Regions from separate parts of the Homo sapiens genome. Here region 2 is linked to region 1. Evidence: chromatin loops called from intact Hi-C (ENCODE). Cell type or tissue: sigmoid colon. All regions are shown on one strand. Each heading gives the region's core, and the rest is flanking DNA. Links, peaks and the distances in the headings are about the cores only.

Region 1 (15,589 bases), core at 3,281-11,280:
ACAGTCTCTGCACGCAGTATTTCTGTCTGGCAGTGATGCCCTGATAGATTGTCAGGTATCCTGACTGCTAACTTAGTCTTCTTTGCATATAGTACATCCAATGTTTGCTTAACTAGAAAATGCCGTTCTGGATAACTGAGATTTCATGGTATGCTCTGTTTTGCAATAAGGCCATGGCTACATTCCCAAGAAACCTTGGGTTATGAAAATCTAAATTAAAAAATGATTATTTCTTTTTCATGGCTCCTTAAGTGTCAACTTGATAAAAAAATAATTATTTCAATGGTTAAAAAAGGGAGACACTTTCCCACAAATTATTTGTTTTTTGCAGGCATTGCCATTGTAAAGGTATTTGATATATTTTGTTACTGAAAACTTAAAACTGAATTGTTTAATCAAAATGGGCAAAAACAATCCTAAATATCACAGGAGAAAGCCTATACAGCATACAAGATGGGAAATAAAAATCCATGTATTTACAAATAAGGAAAGTACGTTGTAGCAAACAAAGCTCATGGCCCCCAGTGGAGAGTAGAGAAGCAAGATGGCGCCTGGACCATCGGCCACTTAAACCAAACGTGCCTATGAATGCACTCAGCCTTTTCTCTTCCTTGCACAGTGCCAGTGCCTGTTTGTGATCATGATAAAACCAAGCATGATAGGGTTGTGGTTTCAATATATCCCCTAAAGCTCATGTGTTGGAAACTTGAAGCCCAATGCAGTGATGTTTGTAGATGGGGCCTAATGGGAGGTGTTTGGGTCGTGGAGGCCCCACTCTCATGAATGGATTAATGCCATTTTCTCAGAAGTGGGTTCATTATCCTGGGAGTGGGTTCTTTATTAAAAAAACAAGTCAGGGCTCCCCTACCACCTGCCTTCTGCCATGGGATGACTCAAGAAGGCCTTGCCAGATGTTGGCTTCTCAATCTTGGACTTCCCAGCCTCCAGAATCATGAGCCAATACATTCCTGTTTATTATACATTACCCAGTCTCAGATATTTTGTTATTGCAGCACAAAATGGACTAAGACAATATGTGTAATGCAAATCATGCTCCCATCAGTATCACTTTATTTCTTATTCACATTAAAAAATATGTACCATAGAAGCTATATCTATACATATGGTCATTACTGCTTCTGTGAATCAACCAGAAAATTTTTTAAAAAAAGAACATAGAGAACATGTTTTTGCTCTTTCTAATGTGGCATACCAGTCTTTATGTCAAAGTGTGGCCCCTCAAAGGACAGGCTGCAGGAAAGGATACACAGTGGACATCACTGTGTAACATGATCCTGGGTTCTCAAAGCAGTCTATTCTGTCCAGCGGGGAAGACCACCTTCCATTTGTTAGAACTGAGTGCTTCCCCGAGTGTGCCCCTTTCATTTAGAGGTGCTGCTAAAAGGATGCATTCACATCCACAAGCTGTGTGACGGTTCGTGTCGTATCTGAACGTGAACGACAGGATGGGAGCTTGGGAAGAGTGAAGGGCAAGGGAGAGCGAGAGGAAGACAGGATGATCCAAATCAAATGAAACACATGGGAACAACCTCCTTCCATATCCCCAAACTGCAACACTGGACAGGAAAAATCCAAAATTGTTGTAGGCGCATCCTATCTTTAGGAACAACGAGATAGCGTACACTCAGAAACCCCCAAGAGGAAAAGAAGTGAATTTGTCTCAGAAGAGAATGTTCTAGACAATGTCATAAAATGTGCAAGAGAACATTTACTTTTGACCAAAGCTGAAAGAAGAAATGTGGCCAGTGCACAGGGGTGATAGAGAGTAGGTACCCTTGTCCTAAGGAGTTTTGAGAAAGCTACAGTCTTCTGCTGGCACCTGGGGCTTATCCATTGCCATAGGAACCATTCATCTTATTGCTGAAGTTCTAAGTGATTTGAGATGAAGAATGTTTGCTTGAACACATTTTACCCTGTGGTCATCCTTCCGCATACAACTCTACCCTCAAAGCCGGAGTGCTTCCTGCTGCTGTGGAGCCGGGGTGCTGCAAACTTCTGGGATATTCCACAATTTAATGCCAGTGATTAGGATTTTTGTTAGGAAACTCCGGCAGGCAGATAACTCCAGCAGGTCCGAGACAAGTTGGTGTAAACGTTGGCACGGACTGGCTCACCTGTTGTGTGATTAAGTCATGGGGCTGCCTCTTGTTCTCTTTGGGACAAAGCCAGGCAGCATTTGTTCAAGTGAAAATTAAGGCTCTGTGTGGTGTGTGCCTGTATCAATAGAAACAGGCAAGCAGATTCCGCAGGGGAAAAGACTGAGCAAGTGGGTGGGAGGGACGACCCCGCAGCTGTGTTGAAGGTATCTCAGTCAAGGATGGCTTGGTGGCGAGAAACAAAAACCTACTTAGCTTAAGTGAAGTGGGATTTGTTGTAGGGTGTCAGGGGACCCACGGGGAGCTCAACAGGAGGAAGTGGAGGCTGACATCATGGGAACCTGAAAGCTGTCTGGCAGCTCCTCATGCACTGGCCCAGGCTCTGTCATCTCTAGGGCATGTCTGCCTCATTCCCTTTCTTTGCAGAGTGGGTCTTTACAAGGCCTCTCTCCCATCACAGGGGCCTGCATGTGGACTTGAGGAGGCCGTGGTGCCCAGGAGCGCCCCAACTCAGTATCACCACACAGCTCAGGTACCCAGTACTCCCAACACAGTGGACTCTATTAGGAGTTCTTAAGGCAGGAGTTCATAACCAATGGGAGAGTGGGACCTGGCCATCATGGCTAAATACTGGCATTGGTAGGAGGAATGCAGAGCTCTGATAAGGGCAACAGTAGCACTGGCTGTGAGTTACAGAGAGAATGAGTTGGCGGTATAGCCAGGAGAGGGTTGAAGGGCTGCCAGTTGTATAAAGAGGTTGAGTAATTGAAGGACCTTGTGAGAACAGAGATCAGAAATTTGGAGGTTATTAGGGAACAAGATGGCCCCTGGGGAGAGGTGGATCTTGGAAAGGTTGTGATTTGCTAGGGGAGCAGGTGCTGAGTTAGGCTTGGGTGAGCGCTGGCAGTGGCCAGGCTGGGTATGATGCAGAAACACTCTGATAAGTGTCATTTACATGGGTGGCATAGGGAGAGGCCACTTACTGGCAGAGAACTCGGACTGGAATTGAAAGGGAAGGACGGCCACACCCATCGTCACCACTGAATGGTGGGGGTCAGGGGAGACAAGGCAGGAGGAAGGAGATGTCTTCTCCAAGGAGAGGCAGGAAGCTGAAGAAAGAGGCGGGAGAGGAGGTGTCTGCATGATGGAAAGCTGGCAGAGGTGGCCCCAGTGCATGAGGCAGGGTGAGGAGATGCCGCTGGAAGGAGGCGACGGGGAGGTGGACCGGTGAGGAGGGATGGTTGATAGGGTTAGTACCAGTTGAAATGCCCTGTCTCCCGTAAAGGAGGCAGATAAACCACGTCGCAGAAGCACTGGGTGGAAGTAGGAAAGAGCCACATTAGAGGCAGGGAGGAGTTAACATGGCCTTGGCGGGATATTGCAATTGACTAAGAAAGCAGAGTTAAAGAGGAATGGGTGTGCATGGGCATGCGTGCACACACACACATACATACACACACACACACACACACCCTTGCTTTCTCCAAGGTAAGCTCAGGGATTCTGGAACAAGAGGAATCCTAGGTTTTGTGTCAGAGTGACCCTTACCAGGTGGCTTAGAGCATGCCCAGTCTGAATAAGGTTTGGAATTCTTTGAGGGTCTTGGTGTAACTGGACCCTTGTGGCCTATTACAGTCAAGATCTACACCCCCAGCTGCTTGGAATAAAACAAGTTTCTGATTTGCTTTTTTTCATTTATGCCAAAACATCCTAAACCAAAAAACCAGAAGACACATTATCAATTAAAGTACTAGGGTGTCCAGAGCTGAGACCAAATTGTTCTCCATCATATTTTGCGATATTTACCAACTTGCTTTTGCATGACTCAAGTTTATGTCATCAGATTATTTTGCTTTTAAAGCACTCTACTAAACATATAGCTAACCTTTAAAATTAAATGCATAATTTATACTCATTATAACATATTATGTGGCTTCAGTTACATTGTAATCTTTTGACCACATACTTTAATAGCGCTTGGCTTTTTTGTAAATGCCTAGCAACAATGTATTAGACATTATTGCATCTATTATGTTAACACTCACAATTTGTGTTATTGTAAAGCAGTTTCAAAAAACAGTTGAGCCTACAGTGCACACGAAAGTGATCTGAAAATCTTTTTCAATTTAGACGTAGGACTAAATGTAAAATATAATTCCTGAAGGATCTTAATTACTACAGTCTGTGTGTGTATTTGATAAGACTTGTGGAATCCAATTGTTGTTAAATTTTTATATGATGGACAAGTAGGAATGCTTTGGGGCCCCGTCGCTGTTAATAAAGCTCTGAGTCGCAAATATCACACACTTGTCAGACATGAATGGTCCTTTCTTTCTTAAGCTGCTGTGATGTCATTTTGCCTTATTTGGCTTCTAGCCTGGGTTCTCTTTCCAGTGCAGTCGACAGTGATTAGTCATTTCAGCAGGACTTCCCCATCAACATCTGCTCCACCAGCCAGTTACATGTGAGAAAACGTGGGATGGTGCTTTGAAATTGCAAAGGCTTATTGTGCAGATGGCGGTGAGGAGGAGATCTCGGCTACCCCACATGAAAGACCAGCGCAGTGGAGGATACCTCTCTCCACACCCACACACACGCTCCTGCTCAGCCTGCAGTTGCTCATTCTCTAGAGAATCCTCCCCAGGGAGTTCACACCTGCCTTTGCAAGATGCTTCCATGCACGGATTGGTAAGACATGGTCCTTGCCCTGGAAGAGGCCACTATCTGGGAATACATGTCACTTCCCACGTTTCTGTGCTCACAGCTTCGCCTCCCATCTCTTCCTTTGGAAGGTCCCAGCTACTTTCCAGTGGTCAAAGATTGGTGGCTTCTTTTTGAGCCTTGTCCTGGTTGACTTGTGTGATGGAAAGAGCACTTGAATGGGAGTCAAAATATTTGCTTTAGAATTTTAACTTGGTTTTTCACCCACACTGACCTTTAATTCTTTCAGTCAATGGTTGTTCTTCAACCTGAGCATGGTGGTTGCATTCCTTGGCCTGAGAGCCTTCCTTGGCTTTCCATTGCTTGTGGGGTACATTACCAATTTTATTTTTAGCCTGGCACCCCTTTCCCGTGTTTTCTGCCAGGTTCCCCCAAGCCCATGTGTACTTGGCATTCTCTAAATAATAGTATTTTAGGCCTGGGTTCTTACCGAATCTATACACTTGGTCCATAAGGCCCCTCCTTCCAAATTCTCCCTCTGCTTCTCCCCGCCGCCCCCACTGCTTCCCCCTCATTCTCCAAGGCTCAATTAAAAACTCATATGGTGAAGGCTTCCCCAACCTCCAGGCAAATTGAAGTTTTTATGCTTAATACCCATTTATTCCAACCATATTGCATCTTATAATGTATCATAGCTATTTGCATATTTGTTTATCAGTTTTACTGGATTATGGGCTTCATTATTTCATTTAACCTACTTTCTCATTGTGTCTGGCATTTAATAGGTGCCTAATAAAATTCTATTGATTACAAATGGGTAATTTAACTTCTCCACTTCCCCAGACTGACTACAAGCTTCTGGGGCAGCCAATCTGCTTTTCCTCTGTCTTTTCTCCATAGAACTCAGCTCAGTGACTGTCACATAGTAGATGCTTAATAAATGTTGAAAGTGGTAATGTAAGAAAGTGACTGAATAAAGCAGCAATGCAGTATTTGCTAGACAATATTCCAAGTTGAGGGGTGAAGTGGGAGAAAGATGGTAACAATGTTAATTTTAGGGATGGAGAACCTGCAGGAAAAAGGACATCTTGTGGGCATGACTCTAGGCTGTGTAGTTTGCTACTCATTTCACTTCTGTGGCCACTCCCCCCGGATCTCATCTCAGGTAATGCCAGTGCACTCTGTCGACAAGGCCACGTTCCCCACTGACTCACCTCACAGAAGCCTTTGGGTCTTAGGAGAGCCAAAGATTCTCGCCAACTGAGCACCTCCACCAGGTGGAACGTGGGCAAATGGGAGAATAACCTTAATGATCCTTGTCGCCCCCAGAAGGTCAGGGCTTGTTTATTACCTGAGTCCTAAGGCCCTTGCTGTTTCTGCCCTGCTGGAGATCACAGTGGACCCCAGCTCAGTCCAGCTTCCCACCAGGGCAGCAGGCCCTATGTGACCAACACAGAGTCTTCATTAGAAAGTGTGGGTTTCTATTTTTCAGTTTTTCATTTTTGGAACCCGGCTCACTTGCTCTGTAACATTTAACAGTTTCTGTTGCTGTGTTCCAGGCATTTTGCTAGGGGCTGGCACCCAGTGATGGGTCCAGTGAATGCAGTCCCTGGTCTCAGGGGCTCTCAGGCCAGGAGGGGAGGCTGCAGACGCTCACACATTGGCCCACACTGGACTAGCACGCAGGTGGGGTGCTCTGCAGGGGAGGTGGGACCAAGCACACAGTGCACAAACGAGGGGCCTAGGGAGGCCTGGGAAGTGACTTGGCCCCCAGGGCCTTCTGTCTGGACTGATGACTCAGGGCAGCCAGGCCGGAGAGACAGGGCAGGCCACTGAGAACGAATCAAGTAAGAGGCTAATGGAGGCAACAGTACAGGGAATAGGAAAGAACTTCCAGAGTGTTCTTTTCTCTGCCCACGTGGCAAGGTGAAACTTATGGCTAGGTAGACTTCTACTCTGTTATACCAAGTGCTGCCTGCCTCCTTCTGCTTTCCTTCCTCCCAAAAGTTTAACTCTGTCTCCATTTTCTCTCCATGAGCACAGGCATGTGGAAGTGTGGCATCACACACACACACCCACACCCACACACCCACACCCACACACACCCACACACACACACACACACACACACACACACAGCCGTGGTCTCTACTCCAGCTGTCAGAATGTCTGATTTTTGGGAGGGGTGGACTCACCTTTCCTCTGCCTTATCACCTCCAGCTAGTGAGGTTTTGTTCCTACTGAAACAGTAGAGAACAAAGAGAAAGAGGCTAGGGGAAACTCAGAGCTCCAGCAAACAGAAGGGATGGAGAAAGTTCAGCTGCTTTGTCGTGGTTGTTATGCAACCACTTTGCTAGCCCTTACCTGGAAAAGAAAAAGTGGAATTGTATTTTTGGACTGCTAGAGCTGGTATAAAGAGTGAAACTATCGTAAACGGTAAAATGATAATATCAATTTCCTTATTTTACGGATTTCATAACTCAGGCAGAAGAGGAGTTAAATTGTAATAGTGCAAGGAAGTAGCAGAGCAAAAGTCACTGTCTGTTTCTTGGAACGATTTCTGCCTAACCAGTGATCATTTCTCAAGCCCTCTGAAAGCATGCCAAAAGCTGTCTGCAAAAGTAGCAACGGCCGAGCAGCCAGTACGGGGTGTTCTTGTCTTTGGGTGAAATGCTGAGCAGTTTTTGCAGTTTTCTCTTTAACTGGCTTTTTATTTGCTTTCATTTTAAGCAGTGCCTTCGTGTGGAAAGTGCACTGAACTAAGACTCAGAATATCTGAGTTCTAGTTCTACCCGGCCACAGCAAACTACCTGCCTTCTGGAGGCTGGGATTTCTCACCCATGAAAGCAGAAACAATCCAATTAGAGCTCTTTCATGGTCCATCCTAATTCAGGGGGCCAGGGTTTGGCAAACTACTGCCCACAGGCGGGGCAATCTGGCCACCGCCTGTTTATGTACTGTTCACAAGCTAAGAGTGGTTTTACATTTTTTCAATGTCTAAAAGAATCAAAGGAGAATAGTATTCCATGATACATAAAATGATATGACTTCAAATATCAGGATCTATAAATAAAGTTTTATTAGAACACTGATCTACTCACTCATTTGCATATGGTCTGGGGCTGCTTTCCCAGGGCAATGGCAGAGCTGTGTAGTTGCCATAGAGACCGTATGGCCAGCAGAGTTCACTCTCTACCTGATCCTTTAGAGAAAAGCTGTCCCTGTTGGCCACAGTACAACCTACTATCTTATTTTCTGCATTTATGAAAATAATAAAACCTCATTGAGTTACTGTAAGAATGAAATGAAATAATGGATGTGAAAGAATTGTGACCAAGCTAAAAGCATAAATACTCATCAGATGCACCTCAAATGAATTGAGGTGCATATTTATTATGCACCCAATATGATGCATAGATACCCAGCTACTAGGTGTTGCTAGCTGGAGGAGAAACAAGCCCTTACTAATAATATGCACAAAAACTAATGATATTTTTATTCAGCAGTGTTGAAAACATACAGGATAGGATTGCAGAGGTGGGAAATTATGTGTGCGTCTGGAAGGGAAAATAACAAGAACTTATTTGTCAGATTGGTGTAATTCTAAGTGAATTTTTAAATGTCTCCGTTAAACTACTGTTATAATTCTGTTTAAAAATAAATAAGAGTTTAGTGGGATATGATGGTGCAGGCCTGTAGTCCCAGCTACTCGGGAGGCTCAGGTGTGAGGACCTCTTGAGCCCAGGAGATGGAGGTTGCAGTGAGCAGAGATTGTGCCACTGCACTCCAGCCTGGGCGACAGAGAGAATCCCTGTCTCAAATAAATAAATAAATAAATAAATAAATAAATAAATAAATAGATAAATAAATAAATAAATGCAAAAGGAAAGTACCTGCCCCCCAAACTTGTTTCAATACTAATGTTTTAAAAAGGCTTTTTATTTCCAAAGTGAATGCTGAACTGCAAGGGGTAAGGTCTAATTGTCTGTATATTCCATCCTCAATTGTCTGCAGGCAGCACTGTGTCTCAAACACTTGAAAGATTTATATTGAAATATTAGAAACAAAATACACTTTTAGAAGAATTACAATAGCTGAGATCTATGGTTTTTGTTACAATAATATTGGAATAACCTGTCACCAATTAGACAGCTCATCTTTTACATATGTGTTTAACAAGAAAAGCAAAATTCCCCTTGTTAAAATTAACTTATTCAGAAAGTTGCAGGGGTTGGGGTGGGAGAGTGAACATTTAAAATGGGATTGAGTCAATTTCAGGGTTGGCAAAATGCAGAGGGATTGAATTTTCCCATGAGAGATTCAGAGGTTACATGTGCCAAAGAATAATCTAGAAACAGCAGAGCTTGGGGTTTTGCATCTTGTTCTGATAGTGACTGTCTAGAAAGCTTCCAGATCAACTCAGTTTGTCTCCCTCTGGTATCTTAACTAGTAAAAATGATGTTCTTGGCTGGGTGCAGTGACTCACACCTGTAATCCCAGCACTTTGGGAGGCCAAGGTGGGAGGATTGCTTGAACCCAGGAGTTTGAGGCCATCCTGGGCAACGAGCGAGACCCACGTCTCTACAGGAATAATTTAAAAACACTAGCCAAACGTGGTGGTGCGTGCCTGTGGTCCCAGCTACTTGGGAGTCTGAGGTGGGAGGATTGCTTGAACCCAGGAGTTTTAAGACCAGCCTGGGCAACATAGGGAGACTCTGTCTCTATTTTGTAATTTATAATTTTTAAAAAATAAAACAAAATAAAATAAAAGTGATGTTCTTTCCCCATGAAAGTGATCAGCTGTCGGGTTCACCTGGTGGAGTTTGCTGCAGGGGCAAAGCCTTATTGTGAGCTGTGAATGAATTCATCTGCACAGAAAGCAGGGTTGCCCCTCTTCCTGTCCCAAGGTGCAGGGTGGCTGGGCACCCCAGGGAGCTGGGCTACTGACTCCTGCGTCAGTGAAATGGTTCCTTCTGGTATTAGCTGCGGGACCTCGGGCAAGCCATGGAAACTGCTGAACCTTGACTTCCTCATCTTTGAATGCGGTGGATCTAAGCATGTTGACCGAGAACTATCCATGGAAGAGGGCAGACACCCTGCCTGGCACATAGTACTCTTTCAATACATGGTAGCTATTCTTATTAGCATAGGTGGTGAGGTAGCCAAAAAGCAGGAACAAAACAAATACTTCCTGAGGTTGGTAGGGGTTCAGGCAATTGCCCTTCTGTTTCTTTAAGCCCTGGATCAAGTGGTGAAGGAAGGCTGTCCAGCTCACTGGTTCGTAAGGGCTGAAAATGTCTGGCAGAACTTATTATCAAATTTACATCTTCATAGAGTGCCTTAGGCAGAAGGCAGTTCTTCAGCACTTGATGAGTGACTTTTTTCTCCTTAATATCCATCAAACAGAATAATAAAGTACACACTAGTCATTCGATGTGTCAGGAATGGCCAATAAACAATGACAAAGGATCTTTTACATTCTCACAATAAACACTGCTGTTCCTTCTCACCATCTTCCTTGATAAACACCATCTGGAGTTAGCTTTCCCCAAGAGGCAGCTCGCTGCCATGATGTAGGATGAAGTCGGTGGCCTCCTGAAGATTTATTTCTGCCTTTAAAAAAAATGTAAAGCATGGTAGCTGGTGGGGCTCCGCTCCCTGTTTTGGGGCCCTGGGTTCTAGCACTTCCCTTTCTGACTTGGGAGCCAACTTTAGGCAATGACCTATTTATTTTTCTGTCACTGCTGCTGCCTTTTGCTCTCCATTACAGGAGGGGCCGAACTGGCTGTGGGGAGTTGGGCGTTTTGCATGGGGGGATTTGGGGGCAGTTGCTGGGTGTGAGAGTGGCAAATGGAGGCGATGAGAAAGAGGATTTAAATTGTCAGTTCTGATAATGAATGGACACTCCCTCTTTGGTGTTTTTATGAGAAACAACAGTAGAGAATGAAATATATTTTTGGATGTTGCACTAGTGTTTAATTGAATGCTACATTGGACCATAACGGGGCCACCACTGTAAGCTCCTGCCTCATCCCCAGTGCCTAGAACAGGGCTGGGCACACTGAAGTGCTTAGGGAGGATTTGTTGAATAAATTGCCCTCCTCCTCCTTCCAGGTATGAATCTTATGAACTTAATGCCACAGATCTATAAATCTCCTTTTCAAGGAAGGAGCCAGTTATCAAAACTCTCTTTTGGCTGTTCTCTGCTCTTTCAATCTGTTCAGGCTGCTATACTAAAGCTACCTTAAACTGGGCAGCTTATAAACAACAGAAATCTATTTCTCACAGTTCTAGAGGCTGAGAAGTCCAAGGTCAAGGTGCCGGCAGATGCAGTGTCTGGTGAGCGTCCTATTTCTGTCTCATAAATGCTGTCTTCTCATCGTTTCTTCATGTGGTAGAAGGAGCAAGCATCTCTGTTATAAGGGCCCAAATCCCTTAGGGCAGTGATTGTGCCACTGCACTCCAGCCTGGATGACAGAGTGGGACGCTGTCTCAAAAAGAAAAAAAGAAAAAGAAAAAGAAAGCTAGGAGAGTCAGGCCATTGAGCTGAGCCGCATAGGAAGGTGAGAAGGTTGCCAGGTAGATGATGCAGGAAAAGGAGGGGAAGGGAAGATCGCAATGAGCCCAAGTGAGGACACACAGATATGCGTGGTCTTTTGCAGACACAAACTAGTTTTGTGTGGCTGAGGGATTGTAACATGCAGGCTTCATGAAGGAGAAAGAGGGGAGCAAGAACATGGGAGGAGATATCCTATTCCAAGTCCAGCCTGTTGCAGGTTGGGCTGTCCACACGCTGAGATGAAGTTTACGAGCAATCTAGGCCAATGAAGGGGGAGGAAGCAGGGCTGAACAGACGCAGACTTTGAATCGCACCTGAGACCTCTCAAAGCTTCAGCCAACCTAGTGGTAGGGCTATCCACCTCCTTGCTTTGGGTGTCTCTAATGGCAAGTGGGGAAGTCAGGCCCCACTGGCCCCGACACCAGCTGTCTAGTCTGCTTCAAGTTCTTTTTGGAAGGTCCTGGTTGGGATGGTGGCATCCACTGAGGCTCTCATTAACCCCTCTGTGACAGTGAACATGGATGCTACACCTGGACCAAGACCCAACTGGGGTCAAGAGACTCACATTGTGAAATCTGCAGGCCAACTCAGTATGGCTCTGGCACTGTGCGTGTTGCCTGGAAGTTGTGGGATGCTGTTCATAGCCCAAGGGCAGTGCCCACCCTCCCTCGCACACCCCTCGACTTGGTTGCAAACACATGTTTGAGCTCCGTGCTCCCTTCCCTATTCCCTTATCATTGAATGATTGACAGGCTGCCACATATGACATTTCCGATGGCCCATAGGAGGGCTGTGAGCACCACATGAAGGACACACCGGGACGTAGTCCAGCTCCAGGGTGCATCCACTACAAAGAAAAAGCTTGCCTGAGGGCTGTTTGTTTCGGAAGCTGGGTGAGGATGAAGCATGGCAAGGAGCAAGGGACAGAGTTGTGATTCATTTCTCTTATTATCAGGCCCTGCCAAAGATGCATCCTGTTTTTTTTAACATCCCACTTCCTGGGTCTAGATCCTGGCACAAGCATTTCCTAGCTGTGTGGCTTTGGTCAAGTTACTTGCCTTCTCTGTGCTGCAGTTTCCTCACATTTAAAACAGGAACAGTAATGAACGACAATGATAACTTGGTAGAGCTGTGGAAATCATTAGGAAGGTTAAATGCCTTAAGACTAAAGTGCTTAGAATGAGGTCTAACATGCTAGAAAAGTTAGCTCTTATCATGAATATTTTAAAGCCACACAAAGATACAACCCCGGCCGGGTGCAGTGGCTCACCTGTAATCCCAGCACTTTGGGAGGCCGAAGCAGGTGGATCACTTAAGGTCAGGAGTTTGAGACCAGCCTGGCCAGCATGGTGAAACCCTGTCCCTACTAAAAATACAAAAATTAGCTGGACATCGTGGTGCACGCCTGCAGTCCCAGCTACTCGGGAGGCTGAGGCGGGAGAATCGCTTGAACCCAGGAGGCAGAGGTTGCAGTGAGTCGAGATCATGCCACTGCATTCCAGCCTGGGCAACAGAGTGAGACTCTGTCTCGAAAAAAAAAAAAAAAGATGCATGGAAGGCCTGGGAAGAAAAGGGGATGTGCTGGGAGGAGAGAGATGGGAATGGATGTGATACTTAATTCCTTCCCTTCTTTAAGTTTTTGTGTATGTCACGTGCCCAGTGCTGTGTGAAGATGTGGGATTGCCCAAATATGAAACAGTCTCTGCTCCTGAGGTTTCACAGTTTAGGGGGCAACATACAAGCATCATAAAACATATCAATGCAGTGGCCTATGCACTATATCAGAGGTCTTTAAAGATGGCTATGGGAAGCAACTGCCTGGCCGGGAAGGCTTTGGAGGGGAGGGTGTCACAGGGTGAGGAGGAGTTCAGTGGTGGGGAGAGAGGAGGACATCTCGGATGAAGGATGGAGAGGGGAAGAAGGAGAGAAGGTGTGGAAGAGCTTGGGCTGCTCAGCCGAGGGAGAAGTTGCCTGTAGTGGAGCAGAGAGAGGTGAAGGTGATGGTTCCACAGGGCAACTGGCACCAGGCTGCCCGGAGTCCTGAAATGCCAAGCTGGGAGTTGGGACTTCATTCTAACAGCAAAGGGCAAAGGGCAAAGGACAGGGGCGAGATGTGATCCGATTCTGCATCTGGGAAGACTTCTCTGACTTCACGGCAACGCGGAGAATGTGTCGGAACGGGGAAGAAAATGGGGCTGGTGAGCAAATGTTCATGAGGCTCCTTCGCTGTCGGGGTGTGGGGTTCCTTTCCCTTCCTGGTTAGATCCTCGTTACTCAAAGCGAGGTCTGTGGAGTGGCAGGGCTCGCCAGAGCCAGCACCACCTGGGACCCGGCAGAGATGCAGCGTCCTAGGCCCCCTCCAGACCTGCCTTTCAACAAGATCCCCAGAGCACTCTAAGCGACTGGATCACATTGCACATTTAGGTTCTGAGTGTTTGGCCCTCACTCTGCGGCTGGAAGGTGGAGTTGAAGGAGAAAGGAGAGCACAGGGCTTTGGGGCCGACGGTTGCTGGGTCCCTGCAATGTTGGGACTGCTCATCCATGGCTCTCTCCCATGGCTTTTCTCAGTCAGGGCATTTGTACCTGCCAACCAGCACACAGACGTGTTTCCAGATGTTTCTGCTCATTGCGTGCTTAAAAATCGTCATTATCAGATTTTCACGTCCAGCCTAAGGCCACATGGAAAGTTATAAGTTGTTCCCACAGTTCTCCGTCCCGGCAGGACTTCTCCTGCATTACATTAACAGCCCCATTCATGGCCTTGATTTTCCAAGCGTTTTTCTGCTCTACCCTTCTAGAAGTTTCCAAACTTGCCTGTAGGTCTTTTTTGGGGGGAGGGGAGGATCTTTTAAAAAATTCTTTAATTTGCCAGCACGCTTTCCATTCATAAACAAACAGGAAGAAAGCCTTCCTCCTTGTCTAGGATGTAGGCATATTAACCTCAGAGAAACAAGATTGTGGATCTTGGGAGAAGGAAAAGCTGCATCCTGATATTGGGGTGCTGCTTTCCCCTGGCTCACACGCAAAGGCCAATGCATATGAGCTAACCATTGCATTGCCCCAAATAAGTGGGCCTCTAGGCTTCAAAGACTTTTTTTGGAGACAAGGTCTGGCTGTGGCCCAGGCTGGAATGCAGTGGCATGATCTCGGCTCATTACAGCCTCGGCCTCCTGGGCTCAAGCCATCCTCTCACCTCAGCCTCCTGAGTAGCTGGGACTACAGGTGCATACCACCATGCCCGGCTAATTGTTTCTTTTTTTTTTTCCTTTGGTAGAGATGGGGTTTTGCCATGTTGCCCAGGCTGGTCTTGAACTCCTGGGCTTAAGCGATCCTCCCACCTCAGCCTCCCAAAGTGCTGGGATTACCAGTGTGAGCCACCTTGCCCGGCCCAAAGACCTTTTATAAAAGCTGAAAATACAGCTTGCAGCCCTGCACTGTGCTTTTCTCAAACTACTGTAGAATTGGTATGATATTTCAATGTACTGTACAGGAAGAGCCAAGGAAATCATGAGAATTCTTTTCTCTAACCTCCTATGATAATTATTTTATATATATCTGCAAAGCTGCCTGGATGTATCCTACCAAGTCAAACCCAGAACCGGACAGCTCATCACAGGACATCCAAGTACAACATACTGTTCTCCCAGAATGAATGTTCTACCAAACAGTTAATCATTCTTTTATTCCAACTCAGGAAAGGGAAGAGAGATGAAGGAAACTGGGGGGAGGAGCAGAACTTACTTTTTCTAATATATCAAGGGTAAATCTTAAAGAGACATGCCTATAACCTATTCCAACAAAGACATCCTAACAAATACCTTGACATTAAAGCAAACCAAAAAAGGATTATAACCTAATATAGCACAGTGGGTAGGCCATGGTCTGTCAGCTTTGGCACTGTGGCCATTTGAGGCTGTGTGATTCTTTGTGGGGGTGCTGGTGTGGGATGCTTATAGCATCTCTGGCCTCAGCCCACTGGATGCCAGTAGTATCTCCTCAGTCGTGACAACCCAGTGTCCTTAGACATTGCCAAAGTCACCCTCGGTCAAGATCAACTGGATTAGACTAAAGAATTAAAGAATGGGCTGGCTGGATTCACATCCCAGCTCTGCCACTGACCAGCTCTATGATCTTGAAAAAGTCTCTTAGTCTCTCTTAAGCTTGATTTCTTCATCTGTAAAGATGGGGATACCTGGCAGGATTACTATAGGATTAAGTACTTTAATATGCATCATTTAGTACATAGCAAGTG
Region 2 (15,589 bases), core at 3,554-11,553, 160 kb after region 1:
AAATAAAGTTTTATTGGAACACAGCTGCGTTTGGTCCTTGGCTTGGCTCCTGTTAAGGGCCTCAGGGAGCCTCCAATCATGGCAGAAGGTGAAGGGGGAGCAGGTGTCTCACACGGCAGGAGCCAGAGCAAGAGAGAGAGTTGGGGTGGGAGGTGTCACACTGTACAACAACCAGATCTTGGGAGAACTCATTCACTATTGTGAGGATCGCGCCATGCCATGAGGGATCTGCCCGCATAACCCAAACACCTCCCACCAGGCCCCACCTCCAACATTGGGAATTAGAACTCAACATGAGATTTTGTAGGGGCACAGACACAAACCTTATCAATGTTGTTTTAGGATGCATCAAGAAAATGGAAACAATCAGAAAGGAACCCCCTTCCCTTGTTCCCTCCAGATCTCCTGGTCTACCCACATCTATGCCAGTTCTTTCTGGTCTTTTCTCCTGCTATGATGGATGAAATTTCCCTGCTTCTATCAAGGCCAAATCCTACCTTCTCTGGATTCCATCCTGCTTGCTTTTCAGTAATCTCTCTTCTTTTTCTCTCTTTCCTCCACCATCTCTTTTATCCTTTCTACTAGATCATTCTTACCAATATTCAAGTGTGCTCTGAAATCATTCCCTAAAATAATTCTCCCTTGACCCAGCTGGCACAGCTCTAGCTCTGGCCTGTTTCTCTGATCTGCTCCAAGGGTCACTCATGTGTGTCATCTATGGTCACTGAACCCACTGCCTCCCCTCCCATTCTTCTCACTCTTACCACTCCACTGAACCTGATCTTGTAAGGGTCACCGTGTTGCCAAAACCAGAGGAAGCTTCTGTCTTAGTCTGTTTTGTGTTGCTATAAAGGAATATCTGAGGCTGAGTAATTTATAAAGAAAGAAGGTTTATTTGGCTCACAATTCTAAGAGCTGGAAAAGTTCAAGATTGGGCATCAGCTGTGGGCATCAGGCTCATGGCGGAAGGTGAATGGGAGGGGAATGTGCAGAGATCACATGGCACATGAGGAAGCAAGAATGGGGGAGGTGCCAGGCTCTTTCCAACAGCCAGCTCTCTCTGGAACGAATAGAATGAGAACTCCCTCACCCCAAGGGGGGCATTAATTAGAGGTTCACACCAAGACCCAAACACTTCCCACTAGGCCACACCTCCAATATTGGGGATAAGTTTCAGCATGAGGTTTGGAGGGGACAATTATCCAAACCATAGTAACTTCTCACTATTTCTCAAACTTTCAGCAGCATTTCATACCATTACTGTTTTCTTTTGTCTTAAATTTTTTCTCTTGGTTTTGGCATGCCATACTCGCCTAGCTTTCCTTCTAATTCACTATCTTTCTTTCTTTCTTTCTTCCTTCCTCCCTCCCTTCCTTTTTCTCTATCTTTCTCTTTCTTCTTTTAGGGACAGCTTCTCATTCTGTCATCCAGGTTGGAGTTCAGTGGTGTGATCTTGGCTCACTGCAGCCTCAACCATCTGGGCTCGAATGATTCTCCCACCTTAGCCTCTCAATTAGCTAGAATTCCAGGCACATGCCATCATGCCCAGCTAGTTAAAAAAAGATTTTGTGTAGAGACAGGATCTTGCCCAGGGTGGTGTTCAACTCCTGGTCTCTAGTGATCCTCATGCCTCGGCCTCCCAAAGCACTGAGATTACAGGTGTGAGCCACTGTGCCTGCTGTCATTTCTTTACTGGCTCTTTCTCCTGAGCCCAGTCTCTAGTTCTGCTGTGGGATGCCTTTCTTCTCTGTGTAGTCTGTCTACATTGTTCCATACTGTATCTTGCTTTAAAAGCCATCAACATGCAAGTGACTTCCAAAATATTTCCAGCCCTGATGCTTCCCTGACAGGCAGACTTCAGAGCCTCTTGACTCCTTACTTGACATCCTCACTGGGATATCTAACAGGCATTTCAAACATAAAATTGTCTAAACAGAACTCTTAATTTTCCACCACACACTGCATGTTCTCACTCATAGATGGGAATTGAACAATGAGATCACTTGGACACAGGGCGGGGAACATCACACACCGGGGCTTGTCGGGGAGTTGGGGGCTGGTGGAGGGATAGCATTAGAAGAAATACCTAATGTAAATGATGAGTTGATGGGTGTAGCAAACCAACATGGCACATGTATACCTATGTATCAAACCTGCACGTTGTGCACATGTACCCTGGAACTTAAAGTATAATAATAAAAAATTCCACCACAAACCTGTTCCTACACGAGTCCTTTTCAGCTTGATGAGTGGAACTACGATACAGTTGTTGAGGCCAAAAATCTAGGAGTCATAAGAGATTCTTCTCTTTTGATTCAGTATTCCCATCTCTCCTCCACCCCAAATCTGGTTCATCAGCAATTCATGCCAGTTCTACCCTCAAAAAATTACCTGAATCCATCTCCATGGTTGCCACCCTAGCCCATGCTCTATCCTGCACATCTGGCCCTAGCGGGGTACTCTGGTCTCTCCCTCCACCCTTGCACCTGTCCCTTGCTTCTTCCCGGGGCCTCTCCAAACACACCTTCTACCACACTCTCCCTGCTCACTGCACTCCAACCTGTGCCCATTCCTCCACCATGCCAAGCCCACTCCTATCTTGGGGCTTCTCATTGTTCGCATTTTCTGTGAGAGTTCTTCCCTCAACACCCAAACTAAAGCAGACCCTTTCCCCATAGCCCTTTGTAAATTTTCTTAAGATCATCACTCTACAAATATATCTTATTGATGAGTTCTGTACTTGTGTTTTGTTTTTCTCTTCCAGAATGTAAAAAGCAGGAACTTCTGATGTATCCCTGACTCCTACGATTGTCTTTGCTTTTAATCAGTACTTTAAAAATTGATTTATTTTAGTTCCCAGCATATTTTTTCTTTTTCTGTGCAAAATATTTTCCCATATTGTTTACATAAGTTTTGAGAGGTGACAGCGTGCTGGCAGTCCTCACAGCCCTCGCTCCCTCTCGGCGCCTCCTCTGCCTGGGCTCCCACTTTGGCAGCACTTAAGGAGCCCGTCAGCCCACCGCTGCACTTTGGGAGCCCCTTTCTGGGCTGGCCAAGGCTGGAGCTGGCTCCCTCAGCTTGCAGGGAGGTGTGGAGGGAGAGGCGCGAGCGGGAACCGGGGCTGCGCGCGGCGTTTGAGAGCCAGCTAGAGTTCCGGGTGGGCGTGGGTTTGGCGGGCCCCGCACTTGGAGCAGCCGGCCAGCGCTGCCGCCCCCGACAGTGAGGAGCTTAGCACCTGGGCCAGCGGCTGCGGTGGGTGTGCTGGGTCCCCAAGCAGTGCCGGCCCACCAGCGCTGCCCTTGATTTCTCGCTGGGCCTTAGCTGCCTTCCCACGGGGCAGGGCTCGGGACTGCAGCCCGCCATGCCTGAGCCTTCCCCCGCCTCCATAGGCTCCTGTGCAGCCCCCGCCTCCCCCAACGAGTGCCACCCCCTGCTCCACGGCGCCCAGTCCCATCAACCACCCAAGAGCTGAGAAGTGTGGGCACACGCCAGGGAACTGACAGGCAGCTCCACCTGCAGCCCCAGTGCGAGATCCACTGGGTAAAGCCAGCTGGGCTCCTGAGTCTAGTGGGAACTTGGAGAACCTTTACGTCTAGCTAAGGGATTGTAAATCACCAATCAGCACTCTGTCTCTAGCTCAAGGTTTGTAAACACACCAATCAGCACCCTGTGTCTAGCTCAGGGTTTGTGAATGCACCAATCAACACTCTGTATCTAGCTACTCTGGTGGGGACTTGGAGAACCTTTGTGTCCACACTCTGTATCTAGTTAATCTAGTGGGGATGTGGAGAACCTTTGCGTCTAGCTTAGGGATTGTAAACGCACCAATCAGCACTCTGTCAAAACAGACCACTCGGCTCTCTGTAAAATGGACCAATCAGCAGGATGTGGGTGGGGCCAGATAAGAGAATAAAAGCAGGCTGCCCCCAGCTGGTTAGTGGGAACGTGTATCGGGTCGTCTCGCGCTTTGTGGGAGTTTTGTTGTTTTGCTATGTGGGACTATATTGCCTTTGTGAGCTATGACACTCCCTGCGAAGGTTTGTAGCTTTACTTTCGAAGCTAATATAAGCTGTTGAGCCTTGGTGGGAGGAAAAAGCTCCAAACGCACCACTTTAAGAGCTGTAATAGTTACCGCGAAGGTCCGTAACTTCATTGCTGAGGTATCAAGACCACTAAACCCACCTAGAAGAAAAACTCGGAACACACCCAAACGTAATAATGAAACAAAACTCCGGATACGCCACTTTTAAGAACTGTTACTACCGCGAGGGTCTGAGGCTTCCTTTTTGAAGTCAGACTAAGAACCCACCAATTCCAGACAGTTTTATGTTTAACTCAATATGGTTGTTTTTTTCGTGTTTAACTGTATACACAAATGTTTTAATTGCATGATACGTGCTCTGGTTTCCTTTGGTTTACTTCCCTGTGATCTGTCACTTAGGTAATTACTAATTTTTCACAGTTGTGGGCGACATGCTGATTTTTGTGCAAGGGTGCGTGTGTTCTGTCTGTACTACTGGAAACTGGAGTTCCATGACACCGCAGCATACTTCTAGGGTCTTGCACACCTGGTCTGGCTTCAGTAAGGGAATAAACCAAGTCTAGAGTGCAATTAGCGTTTGAATTAGTGACATGAGGATAAACAGGTGATTATCCCATCTAATAGCTGTTGAATGGTGTTAGAGATACTATCAGACCGCTTGAGCTTCAAACGTAGGGGTTTATTGACGATTAAGAAAGGACTATGGGACTATTGGTTTAAATAAATGAAAATAGGGTTTCCAAAATGAAGTTATTTCTAAGTGCTTTAAACCAACTGATTCCAACTTCTAAAGTTGCTTAAAAGGTGAAGAGCAGAAATCACATTTGTACTTCCTTTTGTCTGAAGCGCTCACAGTGTTAAGTATAGACATTCTTACACACTTTCGGTTAGGTGAAGAACACATAAAATTCAGTAACTGCATTTTGCCCACGGGGAGACCAAGTCAGAACTCTCTACAGACTTCCACAGAGGTCACAATCAGACACTGAAGAGACAAAATTAGAACTCAGTGTTCTGGGCTTTAGAAGGATCAGCTTCTAAAACCAACACTTTTTCTCTCTGAAATCTATATTGAGATTTTTAGAGTTAGCAACAGGTGAGAACATTTTTATTGATGTTTGGCTTCACAGTTTTAATTACCTGTTTTGGATTAGAGCTTGTGGGAGTCTGCAGTCTGAGTTGGTGGGGACCTGATGGAATATATTACAGCTGCTATTTTCATAAAAGTTTATGCTTAACTTTTTTTGCCTTAAGTTTTGGGTTCGTGGATTTAGGGTCAACACAGGATTACAACGGTCTAGGTTTTCCAGAATTGCCACAAAATTCAGTAAAACTTTCACTGAGCCACCCTTCTTGGTGAAGAAGTAAAACCTTAGCAAAAGAAATGCTGGGAAGAGTGTGACTTTGATAAATGCAAATATGACTTTCTTCCATGTACGTGTGTAGCACTGAAACAAATTTGGTCTATTCCTTTAAACATATACAGTACAAATGTTTTTCCTTTCAAACAAATAGAAATCATTACCCTTTACTGATTTTAGATAATTCACAAAATGAGTTCTGTTTACCAATCAAGTAACTCATGCTGGTGTTTATATCTGAGGGAAAATTAGTGAACTCACATGTCTGGCTAGCCTGGCCTCTGATTTGCATATATGTAAATCAGTCCCTTTCATTTTTTTCATGATCAGCCTGCTAGTCCAAGGGTTAGATCATCCTGAACAGTAAGCTGGCACTTTATTTGCTTGTAAGAGAGAACTTATACATCTGCTATACAATCTGCTATACGTTTTTGGAGGCGATGATGAGCAGTGAGGAGGAGGGCAAGGACTGGCTTATGGTGGATTACACAGACTTACTGTATATATGGCCCAGATGCTACGTGGAAGACTTACACAAAAATTCCTTGTTTTTGTGAAGGTTAGACTTAACTAGGCATCTGTATTTTTTGTTTGCTAAATCAAGTTAGCTAAGCAGGTTAGTGCTGGCCACTCTTTACTGGCCAGGCGTCCTGGGGGGGTCTTCCCAGCAAGCTCTACAGAAGCAGCGCGGCTCTTCTCTCGTGGGTGTGGATCTTGAGATGGGCGCGCTGCTCTGATGCGGTGCTGCGTCTCCCTTCAGGAAGAAGATGGGAATCGTACCAGTTCACAGAGATCTTCCTGGTCCTCAGTTAATACAGAATATTAATGAAACTTATCACTTTAAATGAACCCAGGTAGCCGCCCTTGTCATCTTAACTACCAACGAATGTCTTCAGGCCGTTAAGACAGGGCAAAGGGGTGAGAGGATCGGGTGGGGCGAGAGGAAAGCCTGGCCCGTGCGGGGGTCAGACCTTCATTCTGCCGTCAGCTGTGCTGGAGACTCTCAGCAAGGGAGAGACGTGGCGTCTCTGAGTGGTTTTTGCCCTAAAGGATGCTTACGGTCATAGGAAGCTTTTCCATGTGTTTCCTTCATGGGTGTCTACGGCTTTTGTTTTCAGCTGCGCTTTGCACAGGGGCTGGAAGGCTAACTCCCCAAAAGGGAACTTCCTCTCCTTCTAGAAACTGACCCCTGGTGGTTGCTATAGCAACTGCAAAGCGAGAATAATGAGCTGTGTAAACAAGCCCCATTCCCAGTACTGGGGCGTTGCTAGCCCTCCTTAGAGAGGGCGAGGGAGAGGAGGATGCTGTGCCTGGAAAGCGGCTCTTGAGGAGAGCTGGAATCTCGGCAAAGCGTCCACTCCCTCCCCTCCCCTTTCCTCTCACCTCTAGTGTTCCCACCAGCCCCGGGGAGGAGACAAAGGACGTGGGAGGGCAGCAGCATGCAGGGGGCCTGCCTTTGACGCCCAGGAGTTGAACACCAGACAGAAAATGAAATCTAAACATTTACCCAGAGCCCTGGGCTAGAAATGGGCCAACCTGACCCTGGAAAACAAACAACCCGCGTCACCGCCACACCTGCTGCAGGCCCCAGATGCCACAGGTACTAGAGGAATGGGCTGCAAGGCCCTCAGCTACTCCCTGCTTTAGCAATTCAGGCAGAACTGCCTGAAGATTTCTGAGACCTCTGCTGCTTGCATCCATATTCGTTTTCTTTTTCTTTTTTTTTGGAAAGAAGGAAGATTGGAGAAAAGAACATAGTACCTAAGCGTTCTGTGATTATGAAGCTAAACACACACAGACACACACTGTTTTCCTCTCTGGGAACTTGGCTGCTGCTTGCAGGAAACTTTCTGCCCATAATAGCGAAGGTTCTAGTATTATTTTCAGTTTTCTTTGGTTAACTCTCTCCCACCCTCACTCAGGTCTCTTTATTTTTTAGAAACAGGGTCTCACTCTGTCACACAGGCTGGAGTGCAGTGGTGCAATCACAGCTCACTGCAGCCTCAACCTCCCTGAGCTCAGGTGATTCTCCCACCTCAGCCTCCCTATTAGCTGCGACTACAGGCGCATACCACACCACACCTGGCTAATTTTTGTATTTTTTGTACAGATGAGGTTTTGCTCTGTTGCCCAGGCTGGTCTCAAACTCCTGCACAAGCAATCTGCCTGCCCTGGCCTTCCAAAAGTCCTAAGATTTCAGGTGTGACTCACCGCGCCCAGCCTCAGGTTGCCTTAAAGAAAAGTTTCTGTATATTAAATATAAACTATATGATGCACAACTTCCCTGTAAGCCTCCTAAAAAGATGATCCAAGTAAATTGGTGGGATGGATGGAAATCCCATATTGTTTCAGTCTTCAACAGTGCTGGTACAGGTTCTCATTTCTTTCCATGAATATCAGTGTTAGTCAGTGTGATAGGAAATCTAGTATAATGAACTACTCTTATAAAATCATTTTTATTTCACTTGTAACTTTTTAGAATGTTCATACATCTATTATTTCAATAGGTTCTTACAAAAATCCCCCAAATCTTGTAGGGCAAATTATATCTTTAATTCTTCAGATGAGGACACTGACATTAGGGAGATTAGATGATTCTATTATAGGGAAATTCGATGGTTCTTTTACAGAGAAATTAGATGATTCTACTACAGGGTCAAAAATTTAGGGTATAAAAGGATTTATCAAGGCATGAGTTACTATTATTTCCAAGATATCAAGTCCCCTGTATTTATATGAATCTAGATAGCAAAGAACATTTTTTTCTTTTCTTTCTTTTTTTTTTTTTTGAGACAGAGTCTCACTCTGTCACCCAGGCAGGAGTGCAGTGGCACGATCTTGGCTCACTGCAACCTCCGCCTCCCAGGTTCAAGTGATTCTCCTGTCTCAGCCTCCCGAGTAGGTGGGATTACAGGAGCCCACCTCCTCACCTGGCTAATTTTTTGTATTTTTAGTAGAGACAGGGTTTCATCATGTTACCCAGGCTGGTCTCGAACTTCTGACCTCAGGTCATCCTCCTGCCTTGGCATCCCAAAGTGCTGGGAATACAGGCGTGAGCCACTGCGCCTGGCCAGCAAATAACATTTCTATAAGCTATATTTTACACATAAACTATAAAGCCTATGTTTACAGAGCATTTTCCTTCAATACATTCAAATATATTCTACCTCGTATTACTCTTTCATTATCTTTTCATATAGGTGACCAGATCATAGTGTTGCCTGGTTTCCACTTTGTTATCTGACATTAAAATATTGTCCTCATTTTCCTTTCAAGCCACATTAACAGCTATTGCAAAGGCTGGTCTGCTGCAAATGTATTCCTCTTAGAAAGAAAAAGTGACAGCCAGGCGTGGTGGCTCATACCTGTAATCCCAGCACTTCAAGAGGCCAAGGCCGGGGGATCACTTGAGGTCAGGAGTTCGAGATCAGCCTGGCCAACATGGTGAAACCCCGTCTCTACTAAAAATACAAAAAATTAGCCAGGTGTGGTGGCGCGCCTGTAGTCCAGCTACTTAGGAGGCTGAGGCAGGAGAATCCCTCCAGCCTGGGAGGCAGAGGTTGCAGTGAGCAGAGACCATGCCATTGTACTTCAGCCTGGGCTATAAGAACAAAACTCTGTCTCAAAAAAAAAAAAAAAAAAAGAAAAAAGAAAGAAAAAGTGACAGACATCATGATAGTTCTTGCTTTTTCCACAAAATTTCTTCTTTTTCTTCTTTCTACCTTTGAAATTAAGTTCTAGGTCACAGCATTTGTGGGTTTTCTGTAAGTGCCAAGCTCAATCCTGATGGTGGGTCATGCCTTTGCGAGATTTTAAATAAGATAAAAGGAAGGAAATCTGGGCTGGTGATGCTGTTTCCTCAGAGGAAATAAGAAAACGTATGAAAAGTAACTTTGGAGCCTACCCCATTCTTATAACTGTTCAATGGTGGAAAATGATGACAGCTTTCTTCTACTAAATGTAGCATGAGATTCCCAGGAATCCGTTAGGAGCAGCCTCTGTTAGGAGCAGCCTCTGTGGGTGGGATGGCTTGTAGAATCAAGAAATGCATTTATCTTAGCAGAACAAACTTGCAGTCTCCACCCCAAGACCAAGGGACTAAATTTTTTTTTTTTTTTTTTAGATGGAGTTTCGCTCTTGTCGCCCAGGCTGGAGTGCAGTGGTATGATCTTGGCTCATTGCAACTTCTGCCTCCCAGATCAAGTGATTTTCCCACCTCAGCCTCCCAAGTAGCTGGGATTACAGGTGCCCACCCAACACACCCGGCTAGTTCTTGTATTTTTAGTAGAGATGGGGTTTCATCATGTTGGCCAGGCTAGTCTCGAACTCCTGGCCTCAGGTGCTCCGCCCGCCTCGGCCTCCCAAAGGGCTGAGATTACAGGCGTGAGCCACTGTGCCCAGCCTGAGGGACTTGATTCTGATGGTATCTCGTCCCTCCCTTGGAACCTCAGAAGGTGCAAACTTTTATCAGCCTAATTTATATGCATGGATGCCTCTTCCCCCAGGTACAGGACAGTGGTGAGCTCTGAAGCCAAGACACCCCCCAGTCAGAAGAGCCAGTCCACTCTACAGAGATGAGGGATCCCCTGAACCTTTGGGTCTTCCACGTTGTATGGGGGAATGATTCCTTTCTTCTCCTTTGACATGAAAGCAGTAGGTTAAGTCCTTAGAGCAGAGAGAGAAAGAGACCATAAAATATTATTCCTGGAAAGAAACTCAGAGATAATTAATTGGAACTGCATTTGCCACATTCTAAATAACAGGATTCCTTCCATTGCTAAAACAGTCCGTATGGTAGGAGCTGTACCTTTATTTGCTCTAGACTAGAGCTGTCTAGTAGAAATACATTGTGAGCCATACATGTAACTTTAAATTTTCTAGTAGCCACATTAAAAAAAAAAAGTAAAAGGAAACAGGTGGTTTTCCATACAAGATATACAAATAGTCACTATGCACATGAAAAGACGCTCGATCCATCACTAATCATTAAGAAAATGCAAATAAATACCGTAATGAGATACTGCTTCATACCCATGGTTTCTCTGAATGGTTTCTATGAAAAACTTAAAAATAAATAACAGAAAGTAGTGTTGCTGAGGATGTGGAGAAATTGGAACCCTTGTGCACTGTCGATGGGAATGTAACATGGTGCAGCTGCTTTTGGTATATACCCAAAAGAAATGAAAGCTAGGGCTGCGCGCGGTGGCTCATGCCTGTAATCCCAGCACTTTGGGAGGCTGAGGCGGGCAGATCACAAGGCCAAGAGTTCAAGACCAGCCAGCCAACATGGTGAAATCCAGTTTTTACTAAAAATACAAAAATTAGCCAGACATGGTGACAGGCGCCTGTAATCCCAGCTACTTGTGAGGCTGAGGCAGGAGAATCGTTTGAACCTGGGAGGCAGAGGTTGCGGTGAGCCGAGATGTCACCACTGCACTCCAGCCTGGGCAACAGAGCGAGACTCCGTCTCAAAAATAAAAAAATAAAAAATAAAATAAAAGAAATGAAAGCTAGGACTCAAACAGACATCTGCACACTGTGTTCATAGCAGCATTATGCACAATAACCACCCTTAGTGGAGGCAACCCAAGTGTCTAACAACAGATGAATGGATAAACAAAATGTGGTCTATACAGAAAAAGGAATATTATTCAGCTTTTTAAAAAAAGGACATTCTGACACATGCTACACCAGGGAGGAACCATGAAGACAATGTTCAGTGAAATAAGCCAGTCACAATAGGACAAGTACTTTATGATCCCACTTACATGAATTACCTAGAGGAGTCAAATTTATAGAGACAGAAAGTAGAATGAAGAGTTATTGTTTAATGAACGTAGAATTTCAGTTCTGGATGATGAAAAAGTTCTGGAGATGAATGGTGGTCATGGTAGCACAACAATGTGGATGTACCTAACACTACTGAACTGCACACTTAAAATGATTAAAATGGTAAATTTTGGCCAGGCACGGTGGCTCACGCCTGTAATCCCAGTACTTTGGGAGGCCAAGGAGGGTGGATCATGAGGTCAGGGGTTGGAGACCAGCCTGGCCAACATGGTGAAACCCTGTCTCTACTAAAAATGCAAAAATTAACCAGGCACGGTGGTGGGTACCTGTAGTCCCAGCTACGCAGGAGGCTGAGGCAGGAGAATCGCTTGAACCCGGGAGGCAGAGGTTGTAGTGAGCCGAGAGTGTGGCACTGCACTCCAGCCTGGGTGACAGAGCGAGACTCTGTCTCAAAAAAAAGAAAAGGTAAATTTTATGATATTTGTATTTTATGATAATAAAAAAGGTGAATATAATTTTATACTATATGACATTTAACTCAATAAAATCAGAATATTATCAGTTCAACATATAATCAATGCTAAAAAATTATCGACATAGTTTACCTTATTTTTTTACACTATCTTCAAAATCCAGTGGTTTTTTCTTTTGCACTTTCAGTACATCCCAATGGCCACATGTCAAGTGCTCAAAGGGTACACGTTGCTAGTGGCTGCCATATTGGATGTACTGCTTTAGATAATGTTTAGCAGGAAGATAGCTTCAAGGACCCCCGATGGTTGTTCTTTCAACCCCAGGTCCCCAAAGGCCATGGGGTGAAACCTTGGTGACCATCAGTAAGACAGGAAAAACTGACTGTTTTTCCTTCTCTGTACTCTCTCTGACCACACAAATCACTTCTGTGACCAGATGTGTGGGTTTTTGGCACATTGACCAGTTCTCTGCCACCAACTGGGTGTCCCACAATACAATTCAATTCTGACACCATCTACCTGGAGATAGTGTCAGATCCCACAGATTAACGGCTTAGTCTCACAAGACTGCCCCCTACTTCTTGCAATTGTAGGTAGTAGGGCCCAGGTTACAAACAACTTCTGTCCAACTTGGCTGCAAATCTGAGGCTCCCACAGCCTCTTTCTCAGGTTCAATCATTTGCCAGAATGGCTCACAGCGCTCACGGCAAGGCTTTGCTTACTTTAACCCATTTATTATAAAAGGATACAGCTGAGGAACCGCCAGGTGGAAGGCAAGGTATGGGGGAGCGGCGAGGAAGTTCCATGCCCTCTCAGGTGTGCCGCCCTTCTGGCACACATGTGTGTTCTTATTCCTCAACCCGGAAGCCCCCCGAGCCCCAGAGTTCAGAAATTTTTATGGAGGCTTCATCATGTAGGAATGGTCAATTATTAACTCAATCTCCAGCCCCTCAGTCTCCCCAAAGGATGAGAGTTGGGATTGAAAGTTCCAAGCTTCTAATCATAGCTTGGTCTTGCTGGTGACCAGCCCTGACTCAGGAGCACACCAAGGGCCGCCTCATTAGAACAAAAGCACTCCTATCACCCAGGAAATTCCAAGGGATTTAGGAGCTCTATGTTGAGAACCATGTCAAAGACCAAACGTTAGAACAAAAGATGTTCTCCTATTGCTCAAGAAATCACAAAGTTTTGTTTGTTGGTTTGTTTGTTTGTTTGTCTTTCTTTTAGGAGTTCTGTTCCAGAAACCAGAGACATAGGCCAAAATACACATTTCTTATTTTAAATCACAATATATCACCATTGCACAGCCTGTGTGGTGTCTGCAGCCAGGCGGGGCTGCCTGACTTCCAAGCACCTTTCCCCTCCACAGGCTGAGAGACTTGCTCACGGCCCAGTGTCAGGACAGTCAGGATAAGACTAGACTGAGCTGGCTCCTGAGCCAGTATCTTTAGGTATGGTTTAGTAGCTAAGGTAGAATTCAGAACACAACTTGTAAGGTTCACGAATGGCTAACGGCTAAGTGAAAAAATGAAGTCCTTAAGAACTGGCGATAGAGAAGGCAAGGGATTTTATGGGGGGTATGAGTAGGGTTTGATGAGCAAAGTCCCAGACAAACTGGCATCCTTATCATTGTAAAAAATATAGACTTCCTAGCATGAGCCTTCTTACATAGCTTAGCTGTTGACAGATTCCTTCTTTCCTTCCTTCCTTCCTTCCCCCCTCCCTCCCTCCCTCCCTTTCTTCCTTCCTTATTCCTCCCTTTTAAGTGTATTTCATGGGCCTCTCTGTAAGGTGGCTATCTGTTGTGAAGTCTGAGGGGACTGGGTCCCCTCCCATCCCCCAGCCCCTGCTCTCTGGGAAGTCTGCTGGGTGTGCTGGGCCGGCTCCTGGACAAGCTGAAGCCGAGGACTGCAGCAACTCTTCCCATCATCACCCTGGCTGCTGTGGGGAAGCTGGCAGTTTTCTGGAAGACTGCTTGCTTGGAATGCTTAGCATCCTCCCAGGCTTCTGACTCTCCACTGGGGATGCAGAAGGTCTGCATTGCAGTTTAATCCACTACTGAGAATTCCTGTGCTTCTAGAAACCATCCTCTCACCTCCGAGGGACTCCATCTTGTCAGCTGCCCAGAGGAGACAAAACGGAACACTGCCCCATGGCTCAGTGCTTTGCACAGTTGTCAGCTCCTTGGCTGGCAAGCATCAGATTGATTAAAAGGAGGTTTTCTCAGACATAATCCTGCCCACTAGCCAGCCAAACATGTATGCAAAATGAATGGCAGTACTGGGAGGGGCTCTGTCCAGCCACCCTGGACATGGGTGTGAGTGTGCATGTGGGGTGTGGGTGTGTGCATTGTGAAAGTAAAAAGGGTGTGGGGTACAGAAAGAAATGGTCTTGTTTTCGATTCTATCATCGTTTTACGACCTCTGGCTCCATTTCCTCCTCTGGAGTTAAGGGAGCGAACTGTCGCCAGCCAGTCCCAGCCCTGTGATCTCTGCGCTGGTTTGTGTAGGCGGCTCCAGAGACACAGATGCAAGACTTGCGTGTCTCAAACTTGAAAAGGAACAAATTGCTGGGGGAGGGGGAGGGGGAGGGGAAAGGGTGTGGCTGCCTGCACACCCATCTGCCCCTCCTGAAACACTGCCACCCTTGAATGCATATCCAGGAGCTCCTTGGAATCTCAAAATACATCACGTATATTAGGATTTAGCTCCCTGCTCCCCACTGCACACTCACACCCTGCTGCACTGTGAGGATGGGCAGGCTGGTGTCACTCTCATTTTAAAAAACGTGGGTTTGTTCAGCGGCATGGGCTCTGAGGAGACCCTTGGGATGTGTGGATACCAGCTTTGGTAAAACCAGTGAGCAGGTGGCTGGAGGGACACTGTGGCCCCTCCTCTGGGCAGTACAAAGGCCTCCTCCCAGGCCCAGCTCCAGAACCAGGCTCTGTGCCTTGTCTACCTGCTGCCTGGCCTCAGGCCTTCCTCCTCCTCTGAGGGCCCTGGCATCCTAGAAGGCTGGGCTGCCTCTTCTGCCTGCCCTCCTGCTCCCTGTTCAGGCTTCCTACAAACACCTTCTCAACTCCAGAGGCTGCAATTAGCATTTTACAGCAGACAATCCAAGGCTAACACAGATAATGTCATGGACAGCACTGCTTTTATTCCCCTCTGGGATTAATGTCCTATGAATAAACATTCCACAAAGCCTATATTCATAGAAACGCTTATGATGTGGAATTGGAGCCAAATGGTGCCTATGGACAGCCTGGGACAAGGGAGCGTGGAGAGAAGGTGGGCTCAGGGGGAGAGGGGAAGCTGGGGGCTGCTTGCTCAGTGATTTGGAAGCTGCTGCATTGGTACAGTGCCATCAGTCTTCGTAGGCAGGACTTCAGACCAGGCAGGACAGGAGACCAAGCAGGGAGCTCAGGGAACCATGTCAGTCTCCACAGTGGAGTCTGGACTCCGGAGCTCTCGCCACGGTGTCCCACAAGCAACAGAAGAGACTCGGGGGTGGCAGGGTGAGGGAAGTAACACCTATGAGCTGATCCGTTCAGCGGAGAACTGGAGGTGGGCTCATTTGATATTGCGATTGCTCAACATCAAATCCCTTCAGGAGCTGCCATGTGCTTGCTTGACTGATTACATTTTTGTTTTTGAAAATAAAAAAATCTGTAGTATAGACAGCAAAATGTTAAAGCTGATGAGTGGGTACTTGGGCCTTTGATCTATTATTTCTGCATATTTCTACGTATTTAAATTATTTCATAATTTTATATATATATATATATATATATTTATTTATTTAAAAAGGAGGAACTGGATATTCTTTATTTCATTTGGCAGAAGCTGTTTTGGGAAGTCCGTCTTACCCATGCACTTTCCCTTCCCACCTGCTTTGTGAAGGTTCCAGACAGGGCCAGGAACACT

What was found. Hi-C counts contacts between places; a loop is a spot of excess contacts. Peaks named below come from ENCODE experiments on the same cell type or tissue, not always from the same donor. Only the 100,000 strongest peaks of a DNase experiment are listed, where the experiment ranks them.
Region 2: it touches region 1 in a loop (2.2-fold over the local background); 5 of 110 quality-filtered maps call a loop at or near these places.

What each region holds. Positions count from the first base shown.
Region 1 is chr6:6,907,726-6,923,314 of GRCh38, reverse strand. No RefSeq gene overlaps it. Among named protein-coding and RNA genes, the nearest start is that of LINC03055, 30 kb to the right of the region's middle. RefSeq lists an enhancer at 4,464-4,513. In sigmoid colon, for the core only: no CTCF peak of the experiment used is centred there; a DNase peak (open chromatin) is centred at 7,394; H3K4me3 peaks cover 759 bases; H3K27ac peaks cover 986 bases.
Region 2 is chr6:6,750,369-6,765,957 of GRCh38, reverse strand. All of the region lies in intron 2 of LOC101928004 (a long non-coding RNA gene), which reads left to right. LOC105374901 (a long non-coding RNA gene) reads left to right here and starts at 6,656. Exons shown (of 2, transcript NR_187807.1): 1 at 6,656-7,003; 2 at 13,433-14,052. It overlaps LOC124901254 (a long non-coding RNA gene), which reads right to left and starts at 6,602. Exons shown (of 2, transcript XR_007059436.1): 1 at 6,463-6,602; 2 at 5,964-6,157. RefSeq lists enhancers at 14,091-14,708, 15,329-15,589. In sigmoid colon, for the core only: a CTCF peak has its summit at 6,585 (motif pointing left); a DNase peak (open chromatin) is centred at 6,607; H3K27me3 peaks cover 467 bases.